Regions from separate parts of the Homo sapiens genome. Here region 1 is linked to region 2. A link is a loop called in an ENCODE intact Hi-C map of the cell type or tissue named here. Cell type or tissue: Caco-2. All regions are shown on one strand. Links, peaks and the distances in the headings refer to the core of each region. The heading gives the core; the rest is flanking DNA. Region 1 has its middle 24 kb from the start of MIR1302-8. Region 2 overlaps LOC124902224 (a long non-coding RNA gene).

What was found. A loop is a pair of places that touch in the nucleus more often than their neighbours do. Peaks named below come from ENCODE experiments on the same cell type or tissue, not always from the same donor. Only the 100,000 strongest peaks of a DNase experiment are listed, where the experiment ranks them.
Region 1: it touches region 2 in a loop (3-fold over the local background); 2 of 110 quality-filtered maps call a loop at or near these places.

What each region holds. Positions count from the first base shown.
Region 1 is chr9:97,384,581-97,389,952 of GRCh38, forward strand. No RefSeq gene overlaps it. Among named protein-coding and RNA genes, the nearest start is that of MIR1302-8, 24 kb to the left of the region's middle. RefSeq lists enhancers at 1,166-1,672, 1,673-2,178, 3,429-3,993, 4,044-4,243, 4,274-4,423. In Caco-2, for the core only: a CTCF peak has its summit at 2,565 (motif pointing right); DNase peaks (open chromatin) are centred at 434, 1,971 and 2,551.
Region 2 is chr9:97,230,080-97,235,451 of GRCh38, forward strand. LOC124902224 (a long non-coding RNA gene) reads left to right here. Exons shown (of 3, transcript XR_007061684.1): 2 at 3,123-3,272; 3 at 4,806-4,938. It also overlaps the pseudogene ANKRD18CP and the pseudogene VN1R52P. Among named protein-coding and RNA genes, the nearest start is that of SUGT1P4-STRA6LP-CCDC180, 5.7 kb to the right of the region's middle. RefSeq lists an enhancer at 2,081-2,678. In Caco-2, for the core only: no CTCF peak of the experiment used is centred there; DNase peaks (open chromatin) are centred at 2,472 and 3,172; H3K4me3 peaks cover 934 bases.

The sequences.
Region 1 (5,372 bases), core at 174-5,173, 150 kb after region 2:
CTTGGACCTCAGGAACACAGGACCCCAGACTTCACCTTGGCCAGTATGGGAGTGTGGGGTCTGTCGTTGACAAGGAATAAGTACCCTTATCCTGGCAAACCAGAGCTCACCTGTGGTTCATCAGGCTCCAGCCAGGAAGGAATGGCCAGGATGTGCCTGACAGAGAGGCTGGGAGTCTTCTAGGGAATTTCCGCCTTGAAAGGAATTATACCAGGAATTGCAGGGATGCTGGAAATCCTAGATCTTAGGTAGTAGCAATGTTTATGCAATGAGGCCCAGCTGCAGCCTTAAAAATTGCATTGCAAAATCTTTCCCCCTGGATAAGAAACCAGCAAGAAAAGAAGTGCTAAGGTCAAAGACAGAATCCCAGGAGGAGTCAAATCTAAGGTCAAGGGTCACTCACGGCTCTCCTGGAAGTGAACTGAAGATGCAATGTCCAGCCTGCCCTAAGTCCATTTGCAAATAATCCTCCTTTGGCCTTATCCTTTCCACATTACACATTTGGATCTTTTTACACTCCCCCCGCCCCAACACATACACACATACACACTTAGTACTGATGCAATTCCAGTGTTTGAACAAGAAAACTACAAGTCCCTAATAGTTGATCAAAGGAAACCTCAGTAAGCAAATCAACATGTTCCCTCTTCCTCCAAAGCAGTAGAAAGGTAGCCACTGTCTTGGGTCAGGAAATGGTCCCTGGAAGGGTATTTTTAAAGACACCCAGATTCCCAAGGGTGCTGCTATGCCGTGTGAAAGCCCCTTCAGCTGCTAACCTGGGAGTTCTGAGGGGCTGTCTCTGCTTCTTGCCCAAGCTGACGATACAGAAGTGAACATGGGCCCTGAGGAAGTCCTACTTTTCTCCCATCTCCCTTCTCCTGCAGTCAACACACAGGCACCCCTGCAAGATGCCTCATCTCTAGGAGGGATATGAGAGCCTGTATCTCCAATTAACACAGGAAGTGAAAGAACAAAACCACAGCTCCTAGGCTGTAACAGAAACAGGATTTTAATACAGTATTCATCTCTATTGTATCCATTTTTATAGTAAATAAATTTTGCCCCTCTTCAAAGCAGCCAGGGCTGGGGGAGAGCTCTTAGGGAGCGGGGACAGGAGTGTCTCATGTTCTCCTGGGCTTCAAGGGATCCCAGAAAAAGACTCACCTTGCTGTCCTTCTCATCTGGGCTGGAGGAGCCGGCCCAGGGTCCCTGGGGGGCCCAGCTGTGCCCTGCTGCGTACGTAGGGGTCACAGTTGAGCGTGCCTCGTGTCTGTCCAGCCACTGGTCCAGGGCTCTGCTCTGGGGGCCTGGTGGCTGGATGGGAGGGCAGGATGACCTGGAGGGGACTACCCCAGGGTCTCAGACTACCCTGCCACCCACTCTCACTCTGTGCTCCGGGCACTGTGCTGCGTGCTTGGTGTCCCGGTCCCGAGAGTGATCATTTAGCATCAGCCCATTTCATAGAGGAGGAAAGCGAGGCCCTGAGAGGTGAGGTGCCCTGCCCCAGCCACAGGGCTGTTCAGTGATGGAGCCGGGAGCCCAGTGCCAGCTGTCCGACACTCCAAACCCACACTTAGCCCAAAGCTGCACTGAGCCCTGGGACAGTCCGCCCAGTACACCAGGTCACTCACAGGCACCTGAGCTTGACTGTGGCCTTTTCTCCTTGGCATTGAGGCCGTTGCTGGCTGACTCAGGTGGTGGTTCTGACTGGCAGGACTGCTTATAGCTACAGGACAGGGTGGCAGCCCTGAGACTACCTGGAGCCACACCTCAGCTCTCCCTCCCAATGCCTGCCCAGCACCTGCAGTCTGGATGGCCCAGCTGTCACCACATACTAGAGGATGACTCTGACCAGGAGCCATAGCTTCAGGCTTCCTGCTACTGGCCACCAGAGAGAGTCGACCCCTGCCCTCACCCAAGTCCTTCCCCAGCCTGATCTCTCATCCTCACTGAGCTGCTCCATGGTCTGGAACCAGGTTCCAAAGTCCTCAGGTGGAAATTATCTGCAGCCACCTGAGGCAGCTGCAGCTCCCTAATTACTGTGCATTCCTGGTGCCAGAGGGAAGAACAGCAGGGTGACAGGGCCCGGTGGGGGGTGCTGGAGGAGCCCTGGTGGGGGTGTGGAGTGGGGCTAAGGGTCTTGGCCTCTCTAGGTCTTTGCTTTTAAGAGGCTCCCACCTCCACTCCAATCCCATCCAGTCCCTACTTGTTCTCAGAGTTGGGTTCAAACAGTCCCTCCTCCAGGAAGTTGTCCTTGATTCCAGCGCCTACCCCCACCCTCCAGTGGGATGGTTCCTCCTCTGCTCTGTATCAAGCCCTCCCAATGAGTCTAAGATGTAGGGGATGGGTCCAGGGAGTGTCTGGCAGGCGGGGAGTCTCCGACTTCCACGCCCCCAGCCTCCCGCAGTGAATGCCACAGCTGCTTACCTAACTCCTTTCCTGGAAGTTGATCAGATTTGCCTGGAAGTCACACAGCCAAAGCCCATCAAAAAGTCCCTGGCCCCTGACCACCTCCCGACCACATTCCTCTCACGTTGCAGTACCAACAGGGTCCACCAGGGGGCAGGGCGTGCATACAAAATGGGACTTGAACCTGGGTCAGACTAGGCTCCAGAGGAGGCGGTCACGGCAGCGGAGGCTCAGGGACTTTAGAGCCCAGCCCTCTCTGATGACAGACAGGGAAACCGAGGCATCGAGCTGGAAGGGATTGTTCACCTACTCCCGTGCTCTCTAACTTCACTCTCCTGCCACCATGGACAGCGCCCGAGGGAGCGTCTGACTCCAGCGCAGCTACAATCTCCTGCAGCTGGGCAGCGAGGCAGCTGGGCCGCTTCACTACACGGGGAACGGGGTCTGGCGGCTCCGTGGAGCCTCCGTTCCCCTCATCAATACGGTGGGCGCGACGCCCGGCTCACAGGGGAAGTGTGAGGACCGCCTAAGAGGAGGTTTGCCGAGAGCTCAAGACTCGGTGAGGGGCTCTCTCCTCCCAAGCTCAGGACCCTGGCCCCGCCCTGCCCCTCCCCAGCCTCAATCGCATCTGGATAATCCTTCATCGCAGTGCCCAGCATCACCAGGTCAGATGGAATGGGCCAAGGAGGGGTCGGACCCTGTGCCCATGGGGTGGGGTGTTGATGAGCACTGGCTCTCCGGTACCGCCCTCGGGTTGATCAGATCAAACAATCTGCAGCCACCTGGGGCAGCTGCAGCTCCCTAATTACCTAATCAAATCCCTCACACTCAGCCTCCCGGACCCACCCAGGCCTCCCACGTGGAGCAGCCAAGATTTGCCCCCACCCAAAACCCGTCCCCACACCTCTCTGCGTCTAGCAAACTCGCTGTAGCCACTCCTACAGCCGGCTTTGGCAATCACAAAGGTTGTGAGGGGCCAGCCCTGGTTCTCCCTGCTCCTCTCCAACCCACCATCTCCACCCTCTGCGCCAGCCCAGCTCTCCCTGACCCTTGCTCTGGCCACTTCTGTTGGAGGCATTTCAGGCACTGCTGGAGAAGCAAGGCCCCCTCCTCTCTTGATGTGAGGCCTACGCTGGGAGGGAGGAGTCCTGCCCTCTGACTCCCAGGAGTTTCTCCCACCCCACCTGCAGCTGCTGCCTCTTCTGGGCTCTCTGGGGCTCCATCTCCAGGGTGGCCACCCTGAAGGTCCCCTCCTGCCAGGGTCGAGGGCAAGGTCAGTGAGGATATCCTCTTCACCCCTTTATTCTCCCAGCCCCCTGACCCTGGGGCCCTGGACACCTGGCCAGATCAGCTGGTACTAGTACTACTGCCACCACTTCTGGGGCGCTTTGATTCCAGCTTCACTCCCTTGGCCTCCCTGAACCTGTGTGTTTCCTCCTCTGGGAAAGTGCGGCAGGAACTCCACCTGCCTCACAGGCTCTCCTGAGCACCTGGTTCCTAGCACTCACAGCATTGTTCCTGCCATCACACCCCTCCCCCAGGGCAGAGCCAGGCACAAAGCCCTCCACATTCCTCTCCATTGTCACCATGTGAGTCCTGCACCACAGGGCCATCATCCCTCCACTTTTCAGATGAGAAAACAGAGGCCAAAGAGGAGAGTGACTTGCCCAGGGCCCCATAGGAGAGGCCAGCTTCCTCCTCCTAGCTGGAGGCCCCATCCCAGCTGCCTTCACCATGCCCCTCAGCACCACTGCTGACCAGGGTCCCATCCTCTGGGCTCTCGATGTGTGTCCAGGCCCCCAGCCAGGCCCAGCCGTGGTGGGAGAAGACAGGGTAGTCCCAGGAGGCCCAAATGAGTGGCTCCTGCCTGCCTCAGCCACAGGATTCTCTGCCCCAAAGGCTGGGCTGAGGCCATGCAAAGGCTCCACCTCCCCAGGGAAACCCCCAGGAAGTTCCCCTGCACAGAACACTTTCTTCCTCCACTCAGGAAGGGGGACTCCGAGGTGCTATCTCTAATTGACAGGCTAGGGGTGCCCAGGGTGATGGGTGAGGCCACTTTGCTTCCTCTTTTGTGTGGATGCTTGTGAAATCCTCTCAGGAAGTAGCCACCGGGGATCCATTAGTCCCCATATACTCCTCATAAACCATCTGGGATATGTGTCATTGCAAATGAGGCATCAGGGCCGGAATCTGTGACTGATCAGCAGTGCCTGCTATGGTGCCAGAGAGGGCAGTTGCAGAGTGCACATACCTGTCCTCTACTCTAGCCATTTGGACCCATGGCTGGGCAGCCTTTTTGACTACCTGGCCTATGGGATTCCTCGGCAGTGCCCATCCCTGGTGCAGGCAGGGAGCCCCCTCCCCTTGGAGCTGCAGTCCAGACAGAAGAGCAGCTGGAGGCCAGCTTCCTGAGGACCCTCTACCTTCCCCATCTGCCAACAGCCTGGAGGGGGCTACCAGCCAGTGCGATGGGCCAGCCAGGGACCCAAGCCAGGGACCTGCTCAATCTGCCACCTCATCAAGCCCTCCTGGCTCAGCACAGCACAGCCACCACTATGACCCATTGCTGGGACCTCCTGCTCTCTGAAGTGCCCCCCACCCCCACCCCGCCTGCCCATGGACCAGAGGGGTCCCTCTGCTATGAATCCAGAAAAGATGCTATGAATCCAGAAAAGATGGAGACTGAAGATTTTCAAAGAAACTCTCAATAAGAAACTGAAAAACCACACCCTGTCCAGTCCTTCCACCCTCTCAGTTCCCTCCCTCCCAAAGGCTTGCCCCCATCTCCTCCTCCACTTTGCCATGGTGAGCAGAACCCTGCACAGTGCACTATCTTACACACCTTGGAAATTTCTGGGACTGTTCCTGTGCAGAGGGGAAAGAAGGAAGGAGAAATTTGGGAATCACGGGGAGGGGTATGAGTGCAAATCCCATTTACTTAAGAAGTCACAGACCCAAACACC
Region 2 (5,372 bases), core at 63-5,062:
GTTATCAACTAATTTTCAAACATGTAACTAGCAGGGGTCCCAGTAATGGGGGGACCATTATTGCATGCTTTGAAATTTGAGGGTCTCATTCTGCTGATTAATGTCTAGGCAGCAAAAAACAAAACAAAAAGCAGTACAAACCAAAAAAGTCTACGATGCCTATCAGGGAATGTTTAAGGTTTGTACCAGTGTTTTTTTTTTTTTACGGTGTGCTTGACACAGAATTTTGTTTTACTTGCTGGGCAGGCTGTGATCTAATTGCCTAGTTGTGACCAATTTTTCCCTAGATGCATAAATTTTTTTCTGAGACTGGCAGACCACTAAGGGTCACCTTGCCAGCCTGTGTACCAGTTAATTAATCCTTACCCAAGAGACTTTTTCTTCCAAGACTTTTTCCTCCAAGACTGTCCTAATAGTTTATTAATTTTTTTTTTTTTTTTTTTTTTTTTTTTTTTTTTTTTTTTTAGACAGAATCTTGCTCTGTTGCTCAGGCTGCAGTGCAATGGCACAATCTCGGCTTACTGCAACCTCTGCCTCCCAGATTCAAGCAATTCTCCTGCCTCAGCCTCCTGAGGAGCTGGGACTACAGGCGTGCCCACCATGCCCAACTAATTTTTGTATTTTTTCTAGAGAAGGGGTTTTTTGCCATGTTGGCCAGACTGGTCTGGAACTCCTGACCTCAGGTGTTCCACCTGCCTCGGCCTTCCAAAGTGCTGTAATTGCAGGCATGAGCCACCACACCTGGCCCCTAATGGCTTTGAAAGGGTTGACTCATGCCCGCCTTTATAGAAAGTAGATTTTGCTCTCAAGAAACATTTAGGGCCAGGCGCAGTGGCTCATGCATGTAATTTGGGAGGCTGAGGCAGTAGGATCCACTAAGGCTGGGAGATCAGGACTGGCCTGGGCTATATAGTGAGACCCTGTCTCTACAAAATACAAAAAAACAAAAAATTAGCCGGGTGTGCTGGCATGTGCCTGTAGTCCCAGCTGCTGGGGAGGCTGTGGCAAGAGGATCACTTGAGCCCAGGAGGCTGAGGCTACAGTGAACTATGATTGCACCACTGCACTCTTGCTGGGGTGACAGAGCAAGACCCTGTCTAAAAATATGTATATATTTTACACTAGTTCCTTATTAATTTTTAAAATATGATTTTCTGCAGAATCCTGGCAATGTCTTTTTTTAAATCTATGGACATGAACACATAACATTCTCACTGATTCTCTTAACATAATTAATTGTATTAATGGATTTCCAAGTGTTGACTCTCACTTGCATTTCTGGCACAAAAGGCAGTGGATTATGATGTAATGTTTCAATGTGCTGACACAATGGCTTCTAATATTTAAAAGTTTACATTTATATTCACACGTCCTATACTTTTGTAATACATGGCTCAAACCAGGGTAAGATCTCATATCACCTTTATGCACCCTTCCTGAAAACTATTGGGAAGATTGACTAAGACTTGAATAGTTTAGGTAGCGTCAGGTTATCAGTTAGTTTACTAGTAGAATTTCTCTCTGGATCATATGAACTTGGTGCTTCTGTGTATATGAGGGACTCTGATAAATGTCTCTGTTTCTTTTATAAATATTATACAATTTAGAATCTCTATTTCTCTAGGGGTAAATGTTAATAAAATATATATTTATAGAATATATAACATCTACATTTGATTGTTAATTTACATTGGAATGCCCAACATTGTTCCCATTTATTTTTCATATCAGTATTTGACTTCAAGTTGCTGTTTGCACTGTAATCTGTTCACATATCCTTCTCAAGTTCCTCGCATGATCCCATTTCTCTGTTCACAGTGAAATAATAGTTTGGCTCAGGAATCTGAGGATTAACAGAAAATTGGGTTTTCTGTAGGGGACCATCTCAGGAAAGCACAGACTCTAGTAAGACGCGTGTGCTCTGCTGCTAGCCCCTCAGTCTAGACTCACCCCTTCCTGCTCCCTCCCTAGGAGCCCCTTCCTGTTGCCTCCAGGGATTATGGAAAGCAAGAGCCTCTGCCAAACACTCTCATCTTGCTAGAGATGCCCACTAGAATGTGGGGAAAAGAAAGCGAGATCAGACTGTTACTGTGTCTATGTAGAAAGAAGTAGACATAAGAGACTCCATTTTGTTCTGTACTAAGGAAAATTCTTCTGCCTTGAGATGCTGTTAATCTGTAACCCTAGCCCCAACCCTGTGCTCGCAGAGACATGTGCTGTGTTGACTCAAGGTTTAATGGATTTAGGATTATGCAAGATGTGCTTTGTTAAACAAGTGCTTGAAGGCAGTATGCTTGTTAAAAGTCATCACCACTCTCTAATCTCAAGTACCCGGGAACATAATATACTGCGAAGGCTGAAGGCCACAGGGACCTCTGCCTAGGAAAGCCAGGTATTGTCCAAGGTTTCTCCCCATGTGATAGCCTGAGATATGGCCTCATGGGAAGGGAAAGACCTGACCATCCCCCAGCCCGACACCGGTAAAGGGTCTGTGCTGAGGAGGATTAGTGAAAGAGGAAGGCCTCTCTGCAGTTGAGATAAGAGGAAAGCATCTGTCTCCTGCTTGTCCCCGGGCAATGGAATGTCTCGGTGTAAAACCCGATTGTATGTTCCACCTACTGAGATAGGAGAAAACCACCTTAGGGCTGGAGGTGAGACATGCTGGCAGCAATACTGCTCTTTAATGCACTGAGATGTTTGTGTATGTGCACATCAAAGCACAGCACCTTTTTTTAACCTTGTTTATGACACAGAGACCTTTGTTCATGTTTTCCTGCTGACCCTCTCCCCACTATTACCCTATTGTCCTGCCACATCCCCCTCTCCAAGATGGTAGAGGTAATGATCGATAAATACTGAGGGAACTCAGAGACTGGTGCCAGGGCGGGTCCTCCATATGCTGAGCGCCCGTCCCCTGGGCCCACTTTTCTTTCTCTATACTTTGTCTCTGTGTCTCTTTCTTTTCTCAGTTTCTCATTCCACCTGATGAGAAACACCCACAGGTGTGGAGGGGCTGGCCCCCTTCATAGAAAATTGTACTTGTTTTTGGTAATTGGTAACTGGGACAAAGTTTCTTGAAATATCTTTAGCTCCCCAAATATGCACTGTCATTGTTGCCGCAGGTGAAATGCTCATTGCAGTGCTGCAAAAAGGTGAGGTCACAGGACACAAACCCATATCTGAGACCTGGATGCCTTCCTCCACGCACTCACCCACTGGCTGTCCTGAGCATCACCCTGCACCTATTGTCACAGCAACAAGGGAAAAATCAGGTGAGTATTTTCTATTTCAGTCTAGAAGGCATAGCCTGCAAAGGAAGGAAGTGTGCTGGGAGATGGAGCAGGGTCTTTTGTCTGGAAAACGGAATTCTGGGCTAGAAACTAAGTCGGTGCCAACGCAATGCAGGGAAGGGGAAATCATCACTGGGTCGTGGGCTGCACTCGTGGAGAAGGAATGGAGGTCAAGACCATAAACCAGCCCCTAACTGCTTCTCATTTAATGTAATCCTCACTGTTCATCATTGTTGGTTTGAATAAAGTCATGAAATCTTTTTTTTTTTTTTTTTTTGAGACAGGGTCTCATTCTATTTCTCAGGCTGGAGTGAAGTGGTGCAATTGTGGCTCACTGCAGCCTCGAATACCTCAGCTCAAACGATCCTCCCACCTCAGCCTCCTGAGCAGCTGGGACCACAGGCATGTGCCACCACACTCAGCAAACTTAAAAAAAATTTTTGTAGAGACAAGCTCTCCCTATGTTGCTCAGGCTGGTCTCCTGGCCTCAAGCAATCCTCTTGCTTCAGCCTCCCAAAGTGTTGGGATTATAGGCGTGAGCCATCACATCCAGCCTATTTTTAAGTTCTCTAATATAATTTGGAAATTAATTTGCCCGCTGCCCTGTCTTATCTGCATGAACATTTCCAAGATTTGTAGAGGTGTTTCTATGACACCTCCATGCCTGTGATCATGTATAAGATGTAGCTGATTGAATTATCTTATTCTGTTCAGAAATAGTAAATATAGTGTTTTCAACAACTCTGTGCATAGAATATACCAAATGGAGACCATAAGTGTGTCATGACAGAAAAAATCTATTGTCTCTTTATTATGGTGAGACTCTTTTCCCTCATTAAATCAGCAAAGAAAAGTAACTGAATTTAGCTTTTTGTGTTAGAAAAAAACATTATGCTCCTCAGCAGTTTTCAGAATTGCATTATTTTTTATCTTTCCTCTTGTTTAAAAATGTTTTCATGTCATCCCCAGGCTCAGTGCTCATTTTGGGTCAATGTATAATCATTACCTCCAGTTTTTCTTGTGCATAATGGACTTGAGTTTTAATATAGTGAACTGTTCTGACATTGAAATACTATATTTGATATTTTCACATTCTCCAGTCCTCACTTTTTTTTTTCTACACTCATGGTAATTTAGTTTCTCCTCTGCAATGCTTTCCCTCCTACTCGTTTTCCTTCTCCCTTGCTTAGCACACGGTCATTCCATTATGCCCTCCTTCTTGGTTAAGATGGAAAAGAACCTCCTCTTTTAATTCCATTTGTGCATTTAAGAAATTCCATTTGGTTGTATATAATTATTCTTCTAAGATTATGCTAAGATCAGACTATCTATATTTTACTTGGATCTCTGATCACTATAGATGATATTTGCCTATAAAACAAGTATTGGTGTTTTCAATCACAATCAAAAAGAAAAAACTCAAAACGATTCTTTTAAAAACTCACAAGAGGTACAAAAATATTTTTTAAATACATGGATTGTCTTAAAAATTATTTCTCTCTGTTGCTACGACAGCATAGTGGTCAAGTCCATTGTCAGCTTCTGACACTGCCTCTTACAAGGAGGTGACTTTGGAAATGTCATTCAGCCTTCCTGTGCCTGAGATCGCCTCACCTGTCAAATGGGAACAATAAAGCACTTCAAAGAATTGTTGTAAAAGTTCTATGTAAAACACTATTATAGTACTCTTATGCTAGGAATATATATCTATACACACATATATTTTTATAGTGAAACTCTCAGGAAGAGGAAAATGAAGTTTAATAGGAAATTAATGGCTTGAAAACAATGGTAAGTGGGAAAGAGTGGCTTTCAGTTGCCATGGTACGACAGGCCTCTTGTTTCCATGCCAGATCCTCTCACTCTGAATAGGATGATCAGTCATTGAAAAAAGACAAATGGCCTCCAGGGATGTGGCAATAGGAATATGATCTTCTTATCTCAGACCACAGTAGGATTCCTGGGCAATTGCTTTCTTCATCACCATTATAGTTATTTATTTCACCAGATGCACATTAAGGTCCACAGATCTGATTCTGCAGCACCTGACTGTAGCCAACTCCTTGGTCATTCTCTCTAAAA